Linked DNA regions of Homo sapiens: region 2 is linked to region 1. A link is an interaction called in ENCODE POLR2A ChIA-PET data of the cell type or tissue named here. Cell type or tissue: MCF 10A. All regions are shown on one strand. Links, peaks and the distances in the headings refer to the core of each region. The heading gives the core; the rest is flanking DNA. Region 1 has its middle 34 kb from the start of MYL12-AS1. Region 2 overlaps DLGAP1 (DLG associated protein 1).

What was found. Peaks named below come from ENCODE experiments on the same cell type or tissue, not always from the same donor. Only the 100,000 strongest peaks of a DNase experiment are listed, where the experiment ranks them.
Region 2: POLR2A ChIA-PET joins it to region 1 with 10 read pairs; 10 of 35 experiments call an interaction of 5 or more read pairs at or near these places.

The regions. Positions count from the first base shown.
Region 1 is chr18:3,291,313-3,301,551 of GRCh38, reverse strand. No RefSeq gene overlaps it. Among named protein-coding and RNA genes, the nearest start is that of MYL12-AS1, 34 kb to the right of the region's middle. RefSeq lists enhancers at 4,267-4,346, 6,507-6,801. In MCF 10A, for the core only: a CTCF peak has its summit at 3,966 (motif pointing right); a DNase peak (open chromatin) is centred at 4,001.
Region 2 is chr18:3,619,281-3,629,519 of GRCh38, reverse strand. All of the region lies in intron 7 of DLGAP1 (DLG associated protein 1), which reads left to right. Among named protein-coding and RNA genes, the nearest start is that of DLGAP1-AS2, 21 kb to the right of the region's middle. RefSeq lists enhancers at 3,749-4,320, 4,485-5,684, 5,467-6,040 and a silencer at 5,356-5,650. In MCF 10A, for the core only: no CTCF peak of the experiment used is centred there; DNase peaks (open chromatin) are centred at 4,509, 5,089, 5,389, 7,039 and 2 weaker places.

The sequences.
Region 1 (10,239 bases), core at 826-8,825:
GTTGGTGTTTAGCAGTGCTACTGATTTGTGTACATTGATTTTGTAACCTGAGATTTTACTGAGTTTGTTTATCAAATCTAGAAGTCTTCTGGTGAAGTCTGTAGGATTTTCTAGGTTTATGATCATGTCATCAGCAAACAGATGTTTGACTTCTTCTCTAATTTGGATGCTTTTTATTTCCTTTTCTTGCTTGATTGCTCTGACTAGGACTTACAGTACTACGTTGAACAGAAGTGGTCAAAGTAGGCATCCTTGTCTTGTTCCATTTCTTAGGGGGAATGCTTTCAACTTTTCCCCTTTCAGTATGATGTAGACTGTGGGTTTGTCCTATGTGGCTTTTATTATTTTGAGATGCGTTCCTTCTATGCTTAGTTTGTTGAGGGTTTTTTATCACAAAGTGATGCTGGGTTTTATTAAATGCTTTTTCTGAGTCTATTGAGATGATCACATCGTTTTTGTTTTTAATTCTGTTTATGAGATAAATCACATTTATTGACTTGTGTATGTTGAACCATCCCTGCATCCCTGGAATGAAACTCATTTTATCATGGTGAATTCTATTTTTGATGTGCTGTTGGATTCAGTTTGCTAGCACTTTGTTGAGGATTTTTGCACCTATGTTCATCAAAGATATTGGTCTGTAGTTTTCTCTTTTTATGTCCTTTTCTGGTTTTGGTATCAGGCTGATACTGGCTTTGTAGAATGAGTTAGGGAGGAGGCTCTCTTTCTCAATCTTTTAGGATAGTTTCAGTAGGATTGGTATCAATTCTTCTAGAATATCTGGTAGAATTTAGCTGTGAATCCATCTGGCCCTGGGTATTTTTGTTCTAGGTGGTAATTATTTTTCTTTGAGATAGGGTCTCACCTTTTGCTCAAGCTGCAGTACAGTGGCACAATCACAGCTCACTGCACCCATGACCTCCCAAAGCTTAAGTGATCCTCCAACCTTTGCCTCCCGAGTAGCTGGGATTACATGCGTGCACCACCACATTTGGCTAAATTTTGTATTTTTTTGTAGAGATGGGGTTTCGCCATGTTGCCCAGGCTGGTCTCTAACTCCCGGGCTCAAGCGATCTGCCTGCCTCTGCCTTCCAAAGTGCTAAGATTACAGGCATGAGCAACCATGCCTAGCTGGTAATTTTTTATTACTGATTGAATCTCACTGCTTGTAATTGGTTTGCTCAGAATTCCTATTTCTTCCTGATTCAAGCTAGGAGGGTTGTATGTTTCCAGGAACTTATTCATTTCCTCTAAATATTCCAGTTTTTGTGCATAGAGGTGTTCATAGTAGTCTCTAATGATCTTTTGTATTTCTGTGGTGTTGGTTGTAATGTCTCCATTTTTATTTCTAATTGAGCTAATTTGAATCTTCTCTCTTTTTGGTTAATCTAGCTAATGGTGTATTGATTTTATTTCTCCTTTCAAAGAACCAACTTTTTGTTTCATTAATCTTTTGTAATTTTTGTTTCAATTTCATTTAGTTCTTCTCTGATCTTTGTTATTTCTTTTCTTCTGCTAGTTTTGGGTTTGGTTTGTTCTTCTTTCTTCAGTTCCTTAAGGTGTGATCTTAGGTTGTCAATTTGTGACCTTTCAGACTTTTTGATATAGGGATTTAGTACTATAAACTGTCCCCTTAGCACTGCTTTTGCTGTATTCCAGAGGTTTTGATACCCTGTATCACTATTATCATTCATTTTGAATAATTTTTAAATTTCTATCTCAATTTCATTGTTAACCCGAAAATCATTCAGCAGCAGATTGTTTAATTTCCATGTATTTGTATAGTTTTGAAGGCTCTTTTTGGAGTTGATTTCTAGTTTTATTCCACTGTAGTCTGAGAAGATACTTGACATTATTTTGATTTTTTAAAGTTTTTTGAGACTTGTTTTGTGGCCTGTCATATGGTTTATCTTGGAGAATGTTCCATGTGCTGATAAGAAGAATGTATATTGTGCAGTTCTTGGGTAGAATGTTCCGTAAATACCTGTTAGGTCCCTTTGTTCTGGAGTGTAGTTTAAGACTAGCATTTCTTTGTTGACCTTCTGCCACAATGATCTGTCTAGGACTGTTAGTGAAGTGTTGAAGTCCCCTACCATTATTATGTTACTGTCTATCTCTCATCTTAGATCTAGAAGTAATAGTTTTATGAATCTGGGAGCTCCAGAGTTAGGTGCATATGTATTTAGGATTATAGTATCTTCTTGTTGGATTCATCCTTTTATCATTATGTAATGACTTTTTTGTCTTTTTTCTATTGTTCTTGCTTTAAAGTCTGTTTTATCTAACATAAAAATAGATACTTCTGCTCACTTTTGGTTTTCTTTTGCACAGAATATTTTTTGCCACTCCTTTACCTTGAATCTATAAGAATCCTTATGTGTTAGGTGAGTCTCTCGAAGACTGAAGATATGTGGTTTGTGATTTTTTATCCATTCTGCCCATTTATACCTTAAAGTAGAGCATTTAGACCATTTACATTCAACATTAATATTGAGATGTGAGCTACTGTTCCAGCCATCATGTTGATTGTTACCTAGATATTTTGTTTTCTTCATTGTGTTATTGTTTTATAGACCCTATGAGGTTTATGTGTCAAGAGGTTCTGTTCTGGTTTATATCAACCTTTTGTTTCAAGCTTTAGAAATCCTTTGAGCATTTCTTGTAGGGCTGGTCTGATAGTGACAAATTCCCTCACCATTTGCTTATCTGAACAAGACTTTATTTTGTCTGTATTTATAAGACTTAATTTTACTGAATACAAAATTCTTGGCTGAGGGTTATTCCATTTAAGAAGGCTAAAGACACTTTGGGAGGCTGAGGCAGGTGAATCACAAGGTCAGGAGTTCGAGACCAGCCTGACCAACATGGTGAAACCTCGTCTCTACTAAAAATACAAAAATTAGCTGGGCTTGGTGGCATGTACCTGTATTCCCAGCTATTCAGGAGGCTGAGGCAGGAGAATTGCTTGAACCTGGGAGGTGGAGGTTGCAGTGAGCTGAGATTGCACCACTGCACTCCAGCCTGGGCAACAGGGCAAGACTCCATCTCAAAAAAAAAAGAAGGCTAAAGATAGGATTCGAATTCCTTCTGGTTTGTAAATTTTATACTGAAAAGTCTACTATTTGTCTGATAGGTTTCCCTTTATAGCTTACCTGATGCTTTTGACTCACTGCTCTTAGAATTCTTTCCTTCACACTGACTATAGATAGTCTGATGACTATGTTCCTTGGTGATATCCTTTTTGCAATGAATCTCCCAGGACTTCTTTGAGCTTCTTGTATTTGGATGTCTAAATCTCCAGCAAGGACAGGGAAGTTTTTCTCAATTATTCCCTCAAAGAAGTTTTTCACTTTTTTTTTTTTTTTTTTTTTTTGCTTTTTCTTCTCCTTCAGGGACACCAATAGTTCTTATACTTGTCCATTTTACATAATACCATATTTCTTGGACGCTTTATTCATTTCTATTAATTCTTTTTTCTTTATTTTTGTCTGATTGGGTTAATTTGAAAGCCTTGTCTTAGAGCTCTGAAATTCTTTCTTCTATTTGGTCTAGAATATTGTTAAAACTTTCCAGCTCATTTTGTAATTCCCTAAATCCCTAAATGTGTCCTTCATTTCAAAAAGTTCTGGTTGATTTTTTAAAAAAATCTATCTCTTTAGAAAATATTTCATCTATATCCTGAATTGATTTTTAAATTTCTATATGTTGTTTTTCACCTTTCTCTTATATCTCCTTGAGTAGCTTAATGATCAACCTTTTGAATTCTTTGTCTGGTAAAGATTTCTCAAATGCCAGTAGTAGTAGTAATGAATTGGTCATGTGGACAGACTCAGGACCCCCTGGTTAGCCAGAACGATGCAGGCAATGGTGACAGCTGAGGTCATGCACAAGTTTTCTCCTTCCTTGGTGCAGTGTTACACTACTTGGAGATGCTGTAATGGACTGTCAATTGGCCTCCAGCCAGAAGGTGGCGCTTGCCAAAGAGCACCAGCTGCCGTAGTAGCAGTGGGATTTGTGCTTGCCTCATGTTACCCAGGGGAGGTACTCTGGTGACTCAGGTAATGGGTGGGGCCATAGAGCGCCAAAAAATTTCTGTCCTTTGTGTTAAGCTACCAGAGCAAGTGAAGGAGCAAAGCCAGGTGGCGGCTGGATCAGGCAGGTTCACGCTGTGGCTCCCCACATGCGGGGTAAGCAGTGGCCCCTGTGGGGGTCAGAGAGCATTTTTCTGGCCGCAGGGGTAATGTTGCAGGGAGGGGTGCAGCTGCCTCTGCTGCACAGAAGTCTCTCTACAGGGGTTGGGGAGTAGCAGGCGGCAGTAAGCCCCACCAGCGCCCATGCACTTGGCAAGGCCGGTCCCTCACCCGCAGGGTTCCGCTTGCAGCAGCTCGTTAGAATCCAGGCAGTCCGCATTCAGAACTCAAGACTGCCCCATGCCATAAGCCTTCCTGAAGGAGAGAACAACCAATGCTTTCAAGCCACGCCCCTCCCAGTCTGCCCGTGAAGCAGGGGCGCCCAGCTCCTGCACCCGTGGCTGCAGCACATTTCCCAGTCACTCCTTGGTTCTGCCCAAGGGGGTTTGTCCCCATTCGGCATTATATTGTGAACCCAGTTGGGAACTTCTGCCAACCTGTGACTGCTGTCTGAGTTAGCTGGCAGATTTCTGCACAGTCCTCTGTGAGGTAGGGTCGGGAATGTCTTCCCTCCATCCTCACTGGAGCCTGGGAGTGCATGCAAAGCCCGTCCCAATGATGCTTTTTCTCATACATTCCCCACTGCTCACTAAAATCAGCTCCATTGCTGGATAGGGTTAAGTTCTTCCCTCATGGGCCTCTATTGCCAGATTCCCAAGTGGGAGTGTATGTTCCAGAGGCAATTTATTCCTCTTTCACTCTGGGGAACTTAGTTTTCCACTGGCTTATGGTGTAGGCTGCAGCCCAGTGCTTCTTTCAAAGGGTCAGTGGCTTCTTTCAGTTCTCCTGTTAAGTTCCTGTGTTGCTTCTAGGAGAAAAGTTCACAGTGTGTGAGTCTCTACACACTATCTTGTCTTTCCAAGTGGAAGAGGCATGCTAACACTGCCTCCAATCTGCCATCTTGGGAGCAACAGAGTGAGAACTTGTCTCTTAAAAAAAAGGTGGGGAGGCCGGGCGCGGTGGCTCACGCCTGTAATCCCAGCATTTGGGAGGCCAAGGCAGGCAGATTATGAGGTCAGGAGTTCGAGGCCAGCCTGGCCAACATGGTGAAACCCCATCTCTACTAAAGATATAAAAAATTAGCCGGGCGTGGTGACGCCCGCCTGTGATCCCAGCTACTCAGGAGGCTGAGGCAGGAGAATCGCTTGAACCTGGGAGGTGGAGGTTGCAGTGAGCAGAGATAGCGCCATTGCACTCCAGCCTGGGTGACAGGGTGAGACTCTGTCTCAAAAAAAAAAAAAAAAAAAAAAGTGGGAGGGGAAGCGGTCTTTTGTTTTAGAGATATCTGCTTTAATATGTATGAACAAATATCAGTGATTTGCTGACAAAATGATTTGTCAGTGATTTACTTCAAAGTAATCTAGTGATGCAGGTAAGAGGGCTGAGGGATAATGATGAAAGGAAAATGGGAGGGGTTATAGATGAAACAAGTTTGGCCATGAGCTGATTATTATTGAAGCTAGGTGATGCCTACAAGGGGATCCATACATTATTTTCTCTTTGCAATACAATCCTGACCTGGAGTAAGGTCAAATTTCACAGGTTAAGGGAACAGCCACTCACAGGATGCCTCTTACCCCAGATACCAGCTGTTATATGTTCCAGGGTTCCTGAGCCACCGGTGCTTCTGACCAACTGACCACAAATGCAGGGATTCCCACTAACTCCTCAGGTTTAATAATGGACCAGAACAACTCACAGAATGCAGGCACGCACTATACTTAGGCTTAGTGTTTCATTATAAAAGACACAAACCAGGGACATCCAAATGAAAAGGTGCAGGGAGCAAAGTCTGGGAGGGTCCCAAATTCAAAGCTTCTTTATGCTCAGGACCTGTCATCCTCCTGGCACACTGATGTATGATTATCAACCTGGAAGTTTCCCCTAGCTTTCATGTCCAGAGTTTTTATTTGGGTTTTATTTTGTAGGCATGATTGGTTGAATCATTGGCAGTGTGATCGAATTCAGTCTCCAGCCCCCTGCTCCTTCCTGGGGGTCAGAGGTCAGAAGTCAGGCTGATATCCACATTGCTCAAAGCCCCAACCCTCCAGTCACATGGATGGCTTTTGTGGCATGTCCAGCCCCTATCCTGAGTGATATCATTAACATAAAGTCAGGCATGATCTGAGGATATTATTTCATAGAAATACAGCCTTCCACAAACGTTGGAACTGGTTAAAGAGTCTCTGTAAGACTGTAGTCCTTTCATCTGGTACTGGAGCTTGAAGTCCAGAGGGCAGAGAGTTGGAAAGCGACAATGGATATAAAGTGAGGAAGATCAAGAAAAGACTGGAACCCACAGCATGAACTAGAACCCAGCAGGACAAATTGAAACTCATGTCAGTTCATATTCCTTCTGGTGTTGATAGTGGGGACCCAACCTCATGGAACTAAACACACACACACCAGGCCCAGGAGTCAGGGAAGCTGAGGGAAAACCCAGTGGAAGGTAGAGCAGGCCCAGCTGCCGCTTCATGCTGATGAGGTGAGTCAGCAGATCAGCAACAATGTGTGTGAGCTACAAAATGACTGCAGCTTCCCATCTGCTTTCTGAATCTCACAAGAATCTCCCTCATGGCCCACCATAACCAGAAACATACAAGAAACAAAATTGTGGAAAACGTAGTTCAGCTTAGCCAAGTCAATACATTACAAGGCCACCACACCACACTTAATAAAAAGTAAACATTTGTAAATCAATCAACCAGTGCCTGGAAGTACTTATTTAAGAGCCAAATTATTTCACAAAGTAAACTGAAACACACCTGGTGAATCCCACCCACCACTGGATACATATTTGCATTGCCACCCATTATTCCTTCCCTCTTCTCCTGTAAGAGAATACGATCTCCTACCAATTCTCCCTCCACCTTTTATTCTCTCTCAGTAATCATGCTTCATCAATTAACTTCTGTCTCTGGCTGTTCTTTATCTTCAGCTTCTTTTTTTTTAAGCTTCCCATGATTCTGTAAATCCCTATAGCAAATAACTTTTTTTTCTCTTTTCCATTACAGCCAAGTGTTGAGTACAAAAAGTCTATTTATGCTATCGTTACTTCTATAATGTGATTTTTCTGTAGTATTTGAGAATATTCAATTCTTCTGAAATTAACAAGAGAAACAAACAAGTAGAACAATAGGTGACACTCATAAAACATGTTGAGGAATGATAGCAAATGTACTAAGTTAGAAATCTTTTAGGTTAAACATAAATAGCATATACAGAACATATGTTTGGTAAGCATAGATTAAAAGAATGGAAATACCAAGTGTGCTACTTGTAGATAGGAAAGGATAGAAGGACCAAGTAAACCTAAAATATTAGTAAAATCACAGATCATGTATCCTCCTGAATGACAGCTATGTCATATTTAAATCAGCTGCTGAATCGTGACAGCTATTCTTGCCCCAGGTGACCTCTGTCCAAGATATGCAGATAAATCCACAGCTCCTCAGCACTTCATTGGTGAATTTCAGTTGTGCACAGGCTCCTTGTCCTCCATCTCTTTGAAAGAGGAAGCATGTGTTGGCTTCAGGCACCTTCAATTTGCTGAGTCTCCTTGCTCACCCTTGACTCTGGTCACTGCATCAGACCATGCCATCAGTAGGAAATTCTGATGTGTCTTTGTAGGTGAGAGAGATAGGATATGAACATTGTGTGACTCAGGATTTTTTTTGTATGGCTCTTACATCCAACTTGGATCCTATCCTTAGTGTGATAACTTATCTCAGTTTCCACTTGCTTCTTGCTTTGTGTTTAAAATTTACACATAGGCTGGACATGGTGGCTCAAACTTGTAATTCTAGCACTTTGGAAGGCTGAGGTGGGAGGACTGCTTGAGCCCAGGAGTTCAAGACCAGCCTGGGCAACATAGCGAGACCTTGTCTCTAAAACAAAAATAAAAACAAAAAATTAGCTGAGCATGCTAGTGTGTGCCTGTAGTCCTAGCTACTAGGGAGTTTGAGGTGGGAGGATTGCTTAAGCCCAGGAGGATGAGGCTGCAATGAGCCATGATGACACCACTGCACTCCAGCCTGGGTGACAGAGCAAGACCCTGTCTCAAAAAAGAAAAGAAAACATAAATAAACCTTGTGATTCCAGCGTCTTTGCAATTTTCTCTCACCCTGTCTCTTTTATGAACTCTAGAGCAGCCTGCCTGATAGTGTACTTGGAGGTAGCATGAACAACTTGTCCTGATTTGTAGCTTTTGCACGCAAATCCAGTATCCTAGAAACCCCCTCAGTTCTGTGCAAATGGGGACAATTGGTCACCCTACTTGGAAGTAATTATTACATCAAGTTCATTTCCCACTGAAGCAGTCCCCTTACCTCTCCTTTTCTTCTTCAATTATTGTAATCTGGTTTCTACTGACACAAATTGCTATGGGTTGAATGTGTTCTCCAAAGTTCATGTGTTGTAAACTTAATCCCCAATGCAAAAGTGTTGAGAGGTGGGACTTTTAAGAGGTAATTAGGTCATGAGAGCTCAGTCCTCATGAATGGATTAATGCCATTATTGTGGAAATGGATTTCTGATAAAAGGATAAGTTCAGCCCTCTTCCCATCTCTCTCTCACATGCTTTATTGCCCTTCTGCCTTCCATGATGGGATGATGCATCAAGAAGGCCCCCTTCAGATATAGGCCCTTCAATCTTGGACTCCCCAGCCTCCAGAACTGTAAGAAATAAATTTCTGTTCTTTATAAATTATCCAATCTCAGATATTCTGTTATAGCAGTACAAAATGAACTAAGACAGCATTCTACCAAAAATGTTTTCACTGGGAGCACCAGTTACTTCCATATTGTCAAAACAAATGGACACTTATTTGATTTCACTGAAGCAATTAACACTTTTGTCACATTTTCTTTCTTGAGATTCTTTTCTCTTAGGTTCTACGACATCTCTTGCATTACCTAGATGCTTTCTGGATTTAATGTGGACCAGTTGGATACCAAGCATCTGTAATTCAAAAAGTTCAAATAAGGGTTATAGGCCTTAAAGGGGAGGTAAATAGAGAGATCAGAATAGAAAGTTTATTCAAAGGAATAATAACAGAGAACTTCCCAAACCTAGAGAAGATATCAATATTCAAGTACAAGAAAGTTATAGAACACCAAGCAGATTTAATCCAAATAAGACTACCTCATGACATTTAATAATCAGACTTCCAAAGGTCAAGGACAAAGAAAGGATCCTAAAAGCAGCAAGAGAAAGAAACAAATAACATACAATGGAGCTCCAATACATCTGGCAGCAGACTTCTCAGTGGAAACCTTACAGGCCAAGAAGGAGTGGTGTGACATATTTAAAGTGCTAAAGAAAAAAACCTTTTATCCTAAAATGGTATGTCCAACAAAAATATACCTTAAACATGAAGGGGAAATAAAGACTCCTCCACTGTACCCCAGACAAAAAAAAAAGAGGCCAAGGGATTTCATCAATGCTAGACCTGTCTTACAAGGAATGCTAAAGGGAGTTTTTCAATCTGAAAGAAAGGGACGTTAATGAGCAATAGGAAATCATCTGAAGGTTCAAAACTCACTGGTAATAGTAAGAACACAGAAAACAACAGAATATTATAACACTGTAATTGTGGTGTGTAAACTAGTCATATCTTGAGTAGAAAGACTAAAAGATGAGCCTATCAAAAATAGCCACAACAACTTTTCAAGACATAGTACAATAAGACATAAATAGAAACAACAAAAAGTTAAAAAGTAGGGGATGGAGTTAAAGTGTAGAGTTTTTATTAGTTTTCTCTTTGCTTATTAGTTTGTTTATGCAATCACTATTATCAGCTTAAAATAATCAGTTATAAGACTAGTTATATATGCAGGCCTCATGGTAACCTCAAATAAAAAAACACACACAAAAAATGAAAAGCAGAAAATTAAAACATACCACCAGAGAAAATCACCTTTACTAAAAGAAAGACAGGAAGAAAGGAAAAAAGGAAGAGAAGACTATGAAATAACCAGAAGACAAACAACAAAATGGCAGAAATTCATTCTTAACATGGAATGTAAATGGACTAAATTCTCCAATCAA
Region 2 (10,239 bases), core at 1,325-9,324, 330 kb before region 1:
TTTTGTATTTTTAGTAGAGACAGGGTTTCAGCGTGTTAGCCAGGATGGTCTCGATCTCCTGACCTCGTGATCCGCCCGCCTCAGCCTCCCAAAGTGCTGGGATTACAGGGTTGAGCCACCGCGCCCAGCCTATTTTTTATTTTTATTTATTTGTTTGTAGACAGAGCCTCACTTTGTCACTCAAGCTGGAGTGCAGTGCCACAATCATGGCTCATTGCAGCCTCAACCTCCCAGGTTCAAGTGATCCTCCCACCTCAGCTATTTATTTTTTTAGAGATGGCGTCTTGCTGTGTTACCCAGGCTAGTCTCAAACTCCTGTCTTGGCCTCCCAAAGTGCTGGGATTGTAGGTGTGAGCCACTGTGCCTGGCCACAAAAAATTATAAAGTGTAACAATATCAAATGTTGGCAAAGATATGCAGCAGCAATAGGAATTCTCATGCACTGTTATGGGAGTGTATGTTGGGACAATATCCACATTTTTAAAAATATTATTTGACATTATGAAGAAACTCATAGCAAACAACCCGAACATTTTCTAGAAAAGTCTTTTACTTGTGTGCCAAATACAGGACAGGAATATTCATGGTGGCATTGTTCAAATACCAAAAAAACCCTAAATATCCATCTATAGTAAAATGTATTTTTATTGTTTATTTCCATGCAATGAAATGGTATTTTCATATAGCAATGGAAATTGACAAGTTGTATGTAATTACAATATAGGTGAATCAACCCACAACATTAAGTAAAAGAAGCAAAATACAAAAGAATACATATATGTAGTAAGCTTCTTTTAATTTAAAGTTCAAAACCAGGCATAATCAAGCTATATTGTTTAGGAATGCATGCAGAAATACTAAAGGCAAGAAAATAATGACAAATATCAGCAGACTAGTTACTTCTGGGATAGGAGGGGTTTGTAACAGGGAAAAGATGCACGGGGAATGTGAACTGCAGGCTCGGAGGCATTCTATAGCTTGGCCTACGTGGTGGTTTCGGAATCTTCATTTTGTAATTATTCTTTAAGAATAGGCTGGGCACACTGGCTCATGCCTGTAATCCCAGCACTCTGGGAGGCTGAGGTGGGTGGATCACTTGAGGTCAGGAGTACAAGACCCCTGGCGGACATGGTCAAACCTCGTCTCTACTGAAAATACAAAAATCGTCTGAGTGTGATGGCACATGGCTATAATCCCACCTACTTGGGAGGCTGAAATAGGAGAATCGCTCGAACCCGGGAGGCAGAGGTTACAGCGAGCCAAGATCACACCACTGCACTCCAGCCTAGGTGACAGAGCGAGACTCCGTCTCAAAAAAAAAAAAAAAAAAAGAATATAGCACAAGGCCAGGCGCAGTGGCTCACGCCTGTAATCCCACCACTTTGGGAGGCCAAGGCGGGTGGACCACTTGAGGTCAGGAGATCGAGACCAGCCTGGCCAACATAGTGAAAGCCCATCTCTACTAAAAATACAAAAATTAGCCAGGTGTGGTGCGCGCCTGTAATCCCAGCTACTCGGGAGGCTGTGGCAGGAGAATCACTGGAACCGGGGAGGTGGGAGGTTGCAGTGAGCCGAGATCGCCCCATTGCACTCCGGCCTGGACAACAGAGCGAGACTCCATCTCAAAAAAAAAAAAAAAAAAAAGGAAGGAAGGAGGGAGGAAGGGAGGGAAGGAAGGAAGAAAGAAAGAAAAAATAGCGGAGGGATTAATTAGATGGGCAGTCCCAGCTACTTGGGAGGTTAAGGCAGGAGGATCACTTGAGCTTAGGAATTTGAAGTTGCAGTGAGATGTGATTACATCACTGCACTGCAGCCTGGGCAACAGAGGAAGACCCCATCTCTAAAAATATATATAGCAGAGAAAGAAGGAATGCCCCACAACTAAATATTATATTACAAGACAAACTACTGTATGTTTTTTCAAATTACAAAAACTACCTGCTCTTCACTGTCTTCCTCCTCAAAATTCTGATACGCCCACCCATTAGAGAAGCATCCGGATAGCGTGTAGGACTGTAGCGTGTGGGAGAAGGACAGGAAAGATGGGGGATAAGAAAGCAAACATATATGCCTAACATTCCTCTATCTCATGGAACTGTACGAAGGAAACTGACAACACATTGGACTGAACAAATTCACTCACTGCATTTGCCTGCCTGGGACTCGGTCAGTGCCTTCCCTGAGCTCAGAAGCCTATAAACTTCTGCAATCTGTTCTTCTCAAGAGCATTGTATTAGTAATCACACACCAGAAACAACTGACAAAAAATTACTAGCACTAGGCCAGGTGTGGTGGCTCACTCCTGTAATCTTAGCACTTTGGGAGGCCAAGGCGGGAAGATCACTTAAGCTCAGGAGTTCAAGACCAGCCTGGGCAACATAGTGAGCCCTCATCTCTATTAAAAAAAAATTACTAGCACTAATAAAATGTTAGCAGTACTTTCATGAGACCATGTAATTCTTTCAGGTACATTGTTAATGACCTTATTGAAATATGACTCATATGTCATAAAATCCACTCGTTTAAAGTGCACAATTCAGCGTTTTTTGTGTGTGTGCTCACAGAGTTGTACAACCATCACCACAGTCTTAGCTTCAAATATTTTCTTTTCTTTTTTTTGTGAGACAGAGTCTCACTCTGTTGCCCAGGCTGGAGTGCAGTGGCGTGATCTCAGCTCACTGCAGCCTCCGCCCTCCCGGGTTCAAATGATTCTCCTGCCTCAGCCTCCCGAGTAGCTGGGATTACAGGTGCACGCCACCACAATTTTTATATTTTTAGTAGAGACAAAATTTTTCCATGTTGGGCAGGCTGGTCTTGAACTCCTGACCTCAAGTGATCCGCCCACCTCCACCTCCCAAAGTAGTGGGATGATAGGCATGAGCTACCACATCCAGCTTTCTTTTCTTTGCTTTTTTTTTTTTTTTTAACAGGTTCTTGCTCTGTCACCCAGCAGGGTGGAGTGCAGTGGTGTGATCTCGGCTCACTGAAGCCTTGACCCCCCACATTCAAGTGATCCTCCCACCTCAGCCTCCTGAGTAGCTGGGACTACAGACGCCCACCACCATGCCCAGCTAATTTTTGTATTTTTTGTAGAGACTGAGTTTTGCCATGTTGCCCAGGCTTGTCTTAAATTCCTGGGCTTACGCAATCCTCCCACCTCAGCCTCCCAAAATGCTAAGATTACAGATGTGAGCCGCCATTCCTGATCTTTTTTTTTTTTTTCTTTTTTGAGACTGGGTCTCACTCTGTAGCCCAGGCTGGAGTGCACTGGCGCGATCACTACTCATTGTAGCCTCAACCTCGGGCTAAAGTGATCCTCCCACCTCAGCCCCCCAAGTAGCTGGCACTACAGGGATGTGCCACCACGCTGGGCTAATTTTTTTATTTTGTAGAGATGGGTCTCCCTATGTTGTCCAGGCTGGTCTTGAATTCCTGGGCTGAAATGATCCTCCTGCCTCAGCCTCCTAAAATGCTGGGATTACAGGTGTGAGCCATGGCTCCCAGCCACATTTTCATCTCCCACAAACCTAGGCAAGCACAAGTCTACTTTCTGTCCCTCAGAATTAATTTATGCTTTTGGAAAATGAATAAATGTAGGCATGCATGAACAGAGATTTGATCATATCCTTTGAAAAAACTATTCAACTCCCTGGGTCAGGGGAGGTTAGTTCAACATTGGTAGTTCAAGGAATTTGTGACATGCCAGAAATTAAGAACTCAGGTTGAGAACAGTGATAGTTGCATTGTGTTAAGATGAAATTGATATTTATGATTTCCTTTTTTTTTCTGTTTTACAAATGCTTTCTGAACTAACATGATGTACTAATCTCTAAGAAAAATAAGCCTAATTGCCTCTCACTTAGATTGCAATCATGAAGGTCTAATTTTTCTGTAAGAACATTACTCTTCTTAGATTACAACATATTCATAAACAAAACCCCAAAAAAGGCATGCTTTGGGTTTAACTGCCTTAAAACAAGCCATTTTCTATTGTGAAAGCTTGAAGTTGTCCAACATCTAATCTCCTAGAAAATAATTTGCTAATTTGCTTCGATTTTTCTGTTTGGGGCATTGCGTGAAGTGGTGCCTCCTTGAAGAACTTCACACACACAGGAAGCAGTTCCACTGCAAGGTGACTCACCTGAGGAGGTCTCTCCTTCCCTCCATTAGCTTCCCAGCCCCCGCAAACACACACACAACCTCTCACGGGGTGGGAGGACAGAAACTGTCTGTGCAACTGCACAGAGATCTTGGCCACCTAAGCAAATAGGTGGAGTGTATCCATACCTGATAAAACTTTCCAAATAGTCATAGAATTTGGCAGTCGTAACATCACTGGGCATTTAATGACTAGGGCTTCATCTCTATGAAGGGGGCTGTGAAGCCTGCTCGGGAGAGAGGAATGAGGGACCATCTCCTTAGAGAAGTGGGTGGGTAGAAATCATTTCTTATACTTGGCAGGGGTGGAGGACAGCCTCCATGAGTCACGACTCAGGCGTTTAGGGACTTGTGGCTTGGGTTTTTCCCTTCTGCATATTGTGTGTGTGGTAGGTAGACTTTGCTTCTGGGAGCATCTGCGGGAAACCGCTATTTTTGGTTCTTATGAGAGGCAGGAAGAGCGTTCAGTGAGTACTACCTGGGTGGGTCTTAGTGGTCTATTTCTTGGAGTTTAGATTAGTTTGCTCTTGAGATTCCCCCTGGGTGCATATGGCCTAACTCAGATGTGATATGATCAAACCTTCCCTGTAGCTAAGCAGAAAAAAACAAAATAAATTTGAATTTAAAAGGGGATGGGTATGCTCAGTCTGTTTTCCCTCTTCTTTATCATGACTTTTGGGGATTTCTTGAATCTTAAAAAATTGAAGTCTTCCAATGGGGAAAAGTAAGTAGGCTTTTCCTTTCTAAGAAGGGTAATGCTTAACATTTGTGGGATTTTGGTGATAAGTTTGCTACAAAACTACTCCTACAGTTCAGAGAAAATGACGCGGCAGAAATGAGCTGCCAGCAGGGCCAGGCTGTCGGCTTTGAAATTCCAGAGGCCTGCCCAGCCCTTTTGGTTTCCTGGAATGCTTTCATTCAGTCGTCATGCGGTAGGTGAGGAAAAACCCTGCAACATCAGTGTTGAGCTGGAAGAATATCTCATCTGCCGTCAGGGGACAGCGGCCCAGGGCGACAGGCACACATCCCTGCCTGTGCTCAGCGGCACAGTCAATGGACCGCGGGGCAGGGGCACGCAGGCTCGCCCAGCAGCAGTGTCAGACCTATGCGCACAAACAGACGGTTCACGCCCAGGTCACAGGCGCCCGTTGTCTCCTGGCCAGAGGTTGACGCACAGGCCAACCGTTGGACAGGCTCATGCTCTGTGTCATGAGAAAGGTGGAGCAGAGGTGACTCAGGGAAAGGCTGCTTTCCCCTAACACTGGCATTTGATTAATCTCATCTCAAATGCTGTCACTCACCCAGAAAGGGCCTAAATGTGCCTTACTTCCGCTGCTGGAGCGGTGGAATGTGGCAGCAGCTGTCTGGATGATGTGGAAGCCCAGCACGAGGAGGAGGGAGGAAAAGTACCAGATCCCACTGAACCGGTCAGATGAATGCAGGCAGGAGGGGAAACGGGCATCCGCACGGGGACCGGCCACATCCTAAGGCTGGAGGCTGCCCTGATGAAAAAGGCCCATTAGCAGGGAAGCAACGGGAAAAGCATTTTCTAGGGGGGTTTTCCTTTTTTTTTTTTTTTTTTTTTGAGACGGAGTCTTGCTCTGTCTCTCAGGCTGGGGTGCAGTAGTGTGACCTCGGCTCACTGCAAGCTCCGCCTCCCAGGTTCAAGCGATTCTCCTGCCTCAGGCTCCTGAGTAGCTGGGATTACAGGCATGCGCCACCACGCCCGGCTGATTTTTGTATTTTTAGTAGAGACACATTGGCCAGGCTGGTCTCGCACTCCTGACCTCAGGTGATCCGCCCGCCTCAGCCTCCCAAAGTGCTGGGATTACAGGCGTGAGCCACTGTGCCCGGCTGGCTTTTCCTTTTCACACGGCCTTGAAGAACTTCAAGAAGAGTTGTCATTAGCAGAACCTAAGACGGACTGAATCCCTTGTGTAGGTGAATTTGTGTCTAGGACCTCTTATACATGCGAAGCCTGGAAATGGAAGATAATGTCAGGGCTCGTGAAAATAATCATAGCTATTAATTATGACATGTCATTAACCACAATTAATTGCATTAATAGGATTAAACATTTACTTTGTTCCAGGCCCTGATCTAAGACTTTTTCCTTGATTATCTCATGTGATCCTCTCAACAACTCTCTTAAATCAATGCTTTTAGCATGCCTGTTTCACCAGTGAGGACATGGGGACACAGAGAGGCAGCACACAAGATCACCCAGCTGACATGAGGCCATTCCAGTACTGAAATCAGGCCAGGCTGGTGGCTCACGCGTGTAATCCCAGCACTTTGGGAGGCAGAGGCAGGCGGATCATTTGAGGTCAGGAGTTCAAGACCAGCCTGGCCAACATGGTGAAACCCCTTCTCTACTAAAAATACAAAAATTAACAGGGCATGGTGGCACATGCCTGTAGTCCCATCTACTGGGGAGGCTGAGGCACAAGAATCACTTGAACCTGGGAGGCGGAGGTTGCAATGAGCCAAGATTGTGCCACTGCACTCCAGCCTGGGCGACAGAGAGAGACTCTATCTCAAAAAAAAAGAAAAAGAAAAAAAAAGAAATCAATGAATGTGTAATTTCAAACTCCAGGCTGTGGCTGGAAGGGCTGACCTCACTCATGTTTTCAAAAGTGATTATCTTTCCGCTAGCCAAGTTAGGATTGCCTCTGGCAAGCAAGAAATTGGGGAAAGATGAGAGGAAACAGCCCCCTTCTGCTTGCCCCAGTCTGGGACAGTGGTGTGGCAGTGCATGGCTGTCAGCCTGGATCTTGTCCTGTGGACACAGGCACAGGCTGGGTGAAGGAGGCCAGACTTGTGGCCACTTGGAAGCCGAATTCTGGACTCTCCCTCCTCCCACATTCCCCAGGGGACAGAGCCAATCTTTGAGAGAGTAACTTTCCCCATCATTCCCAGATCCCAAGCCAAGCATGAATCATGAAATAATCAGCTTAGGACGAGTGCAGTGGCTCATGCCTGTAATCCCAGCACTTTGGGAGAATGAAGCAGGCAGATCACGAGGTCAGGAGATCGAGACCATCCTGGCTAACACAGTGAAACCCCGTCTCTACTAAAAAATACAAAAAATTAGCCGGGCGTGTTGGTGGGCGCCTGTAGTCCCAGCTACTTGGGAGGCTGAGGCAGGAGAATGGCATGAACCTGGGAGGCGGAGCTGGCAGTGAGCCAAGATCACGTCACTGCACTCTAGCCTGGGCGACAGAGCGAGACTCCATATCAAAAAAAAAAAAGAATCAGCTTAATTGTAGAGTCAGTGGGTACACACACAGCCAACATACACATACACTACCCATACGCACATCAGAGGCTCCACAGGTACCCTCTGTTGGCAAAGCAGCAGCCCAGGTCACTTTTAACTTATGTATTTATTTTGTAGAGATAGGGTCTCACTCTGTCACCCAGACTGGAGTGCAGTGGTGTAATCACGGCTCACTGCAGCCTCAACCTCCTGAGCTCAAGCAATCCTTACACCTCAGCCTCCCTACTAGCTGGGATTACAGGCATGCCACCATGCCCAGCTAATTTCTTTTATTTTAAGTTTTTGCAGGGACGTGTTGAAAGAAAAACCTTAGCCAAATTAAGCTTAACAAAGTTTAGTTAAGCAAAGAATGCTTTGCGAATCAGGCAGCCTCCCAAGCCAGGGTAGCTCAGAGAGACTCCAGTGCAGCCACGCAGTGGAAGATTTATAGACAGAAAAAGGAAAGTAACATATAGAAAACAGAAGTGAGGTACAGAAACAGTTGGATTGGCTACAGCTTGGCGTTTGCCTTATTTGAACACGGTTTGAACAGTTGGCCCCCTTTGGCCAAAACTCTCTGATTGGCACAAGAGTAGGTTACAGTGGGTTTATACCTCCATTTAGGTTGTATATAGTTCACTATGTACAGAGAAACCTTTAGGCTGAACTTAAAATATGTAAGGAGGCCACTTTAGGCTAAACTTGATTTAACAGACAAGGTCTCACTATGTTGCCCAGGCTGGTCTCAAACTCCTATCCTCAAGCCTTCTTCCCGCTTCAGCTTTGATGAACCTTAGGAGGGGAGGTCATTAGCAGAACCTAAGATGGATTGAATCTCTTGTGTAGGTGAAATCTTGTATAGGATCCTTATATGTCAAGCCTGGAAACAGAAGATAATGTCAGGGCAGGTATAATAATCATAGCTATTATTAGCAGCCTCCCAAAGTGCTGGGACTACAGGTGTGAGCCACTGAACTCAGCCCCAGGTCACTTATCTTTAAGGTGAACCTTAGCATGCCTCAGAATTACCAGAAGGACCTGTTCAAACACAGGGTGCTGGCCCCACCTCCAGAGTTTCTGACCCAGTAGTCCTGGGTGGAGCCTGAGGATTTGACCCACGTGTTCCCAGGTGCTGACACTACTGGTGGGAGACCAACCTCTGGGAACCACTGTTTGAAGGGTGAAAGCTCTAGAAATATGTATAATTTCTGGTCACACATCACTGCCTGTTTAAATGTGATACCAGGCCGGACGTGGTGGCTCTGGCCTGTAATCCCAACACTTTGGGAGGCCGAGGTGGGCGGATCACCTGAGGTCAGGAGTCCAAGACCAGCCTGGCCAACGTGGTGAAACCCCGTCTGTACTAAAAATACAAAAATCAGCCGGGCGTGGTAGTGGGCACCTGTAATCCCAGCTCCTCGGGAGGCTGAGGCAGAAGAATCACTTGAACCCAGGAGGCAGAGGTTGCAGTGAGTTGAGATCTTGCCATTGCACTCCAGCCTGAGCGACAAGAGTGAAACTCCATCTCAAAAATAATAATAATAATAATAATAATAAAATGTGATAGCAGTTGTTCTCGAGGATTTTCATCCTTGCAGCCTGTATGCTTTCCTATTGCTGCTGTCACCAGTTACACCCACAAGCGGAGTGGCTTTACACAACACAGATCATCTCACTGTTCTGGAGGTCAGAAGTCAGAAATGGGTCGGCAGGGCTGCTTTTCCTTGTGGAGGGCATAGGGGAGAATCTGTGTCCTTTTCGGGCTTCTAGAGGCTGCCTGTGTTCCTTGGCTTAAAGCCCCTTCCTCCATCTGCAAAGCCAGCAGCAGAGGTGCATCTTCAACCCCTCTGCTCCTCTCTCGCACACACACACTTCTGCCCCCATCATCACATCATCGTCTTTGTCTCTGACCCTCCTGCCTCCCTCTTATAAGGACCTCACGATGACTTTGGGCCCATTCAGGTAGTCTAGGACAACTTTTCCATTTTAAGATGCTTACTAACATCTGCCAAGTCCTTTTTTTCCCTAGAAGGTAGCATATCCACAGATTTCAAAGATTAAAAGATGGGTGTCTTTAGGGACCATCCACCCATCCTACCACCTGCTTAAACTCCAGCAGGTGGCCAGGCATGGTGGCATGCACCTATAGTTCCGGCTACTTAGGAGGCTGAGGTGGGAGGATCCCTTGAGCCTAGGAGGTCAAGGCTGTAGTGCGCAATGATGGGGTCTATGAGTAGCCACTGCACTTAAGCCTCGGCAGCATAGCAAGACCTCATCTCAAAAAACAAAAAACAAAAAAAAACCAACTCCGGCAAATATCCTTCCATCCCATATCTCCCACCAAAAAAAAAAAAAAAAAAGGAAAAAACTAAAAGAGCATCAGGATTTGCATGACGCTAAGTCAGAAGGTAAAGCCAAATTTTCCCCTTCTTCTGACTTACCTGATAATAAAGCAGTGTCGCAGGACGGGGTGGTGGGAAAAGTCAAAGAGACTGGAAGAAGAGGAGAGAAGGAAGGACTAGGGCGGCTAGAAGAGGGAAGGGGTTAGTGACTTGCATCAATATGGGCCTCTTGACCATGCACCAAACACCTACTCAGTCTCCCTGCTACTTTCTGGACTTTCTAGGACTGGAACCCTGGTCCCTTCCCTTTTGAGTCAAGAGACCTTAGTGACCCCACTAGACTTGCAGGTCAGCAGCGCCCCTGCCCAGCCCCCAGCACTGCTTTACCATCCTGCCTGCAGGCCACCTGGGAAAGATGCAGAAAGAGAAACTGCGCTAAAAGGCTAGACTCTTGCATGTTGAAATTTCTGCTTATTACCT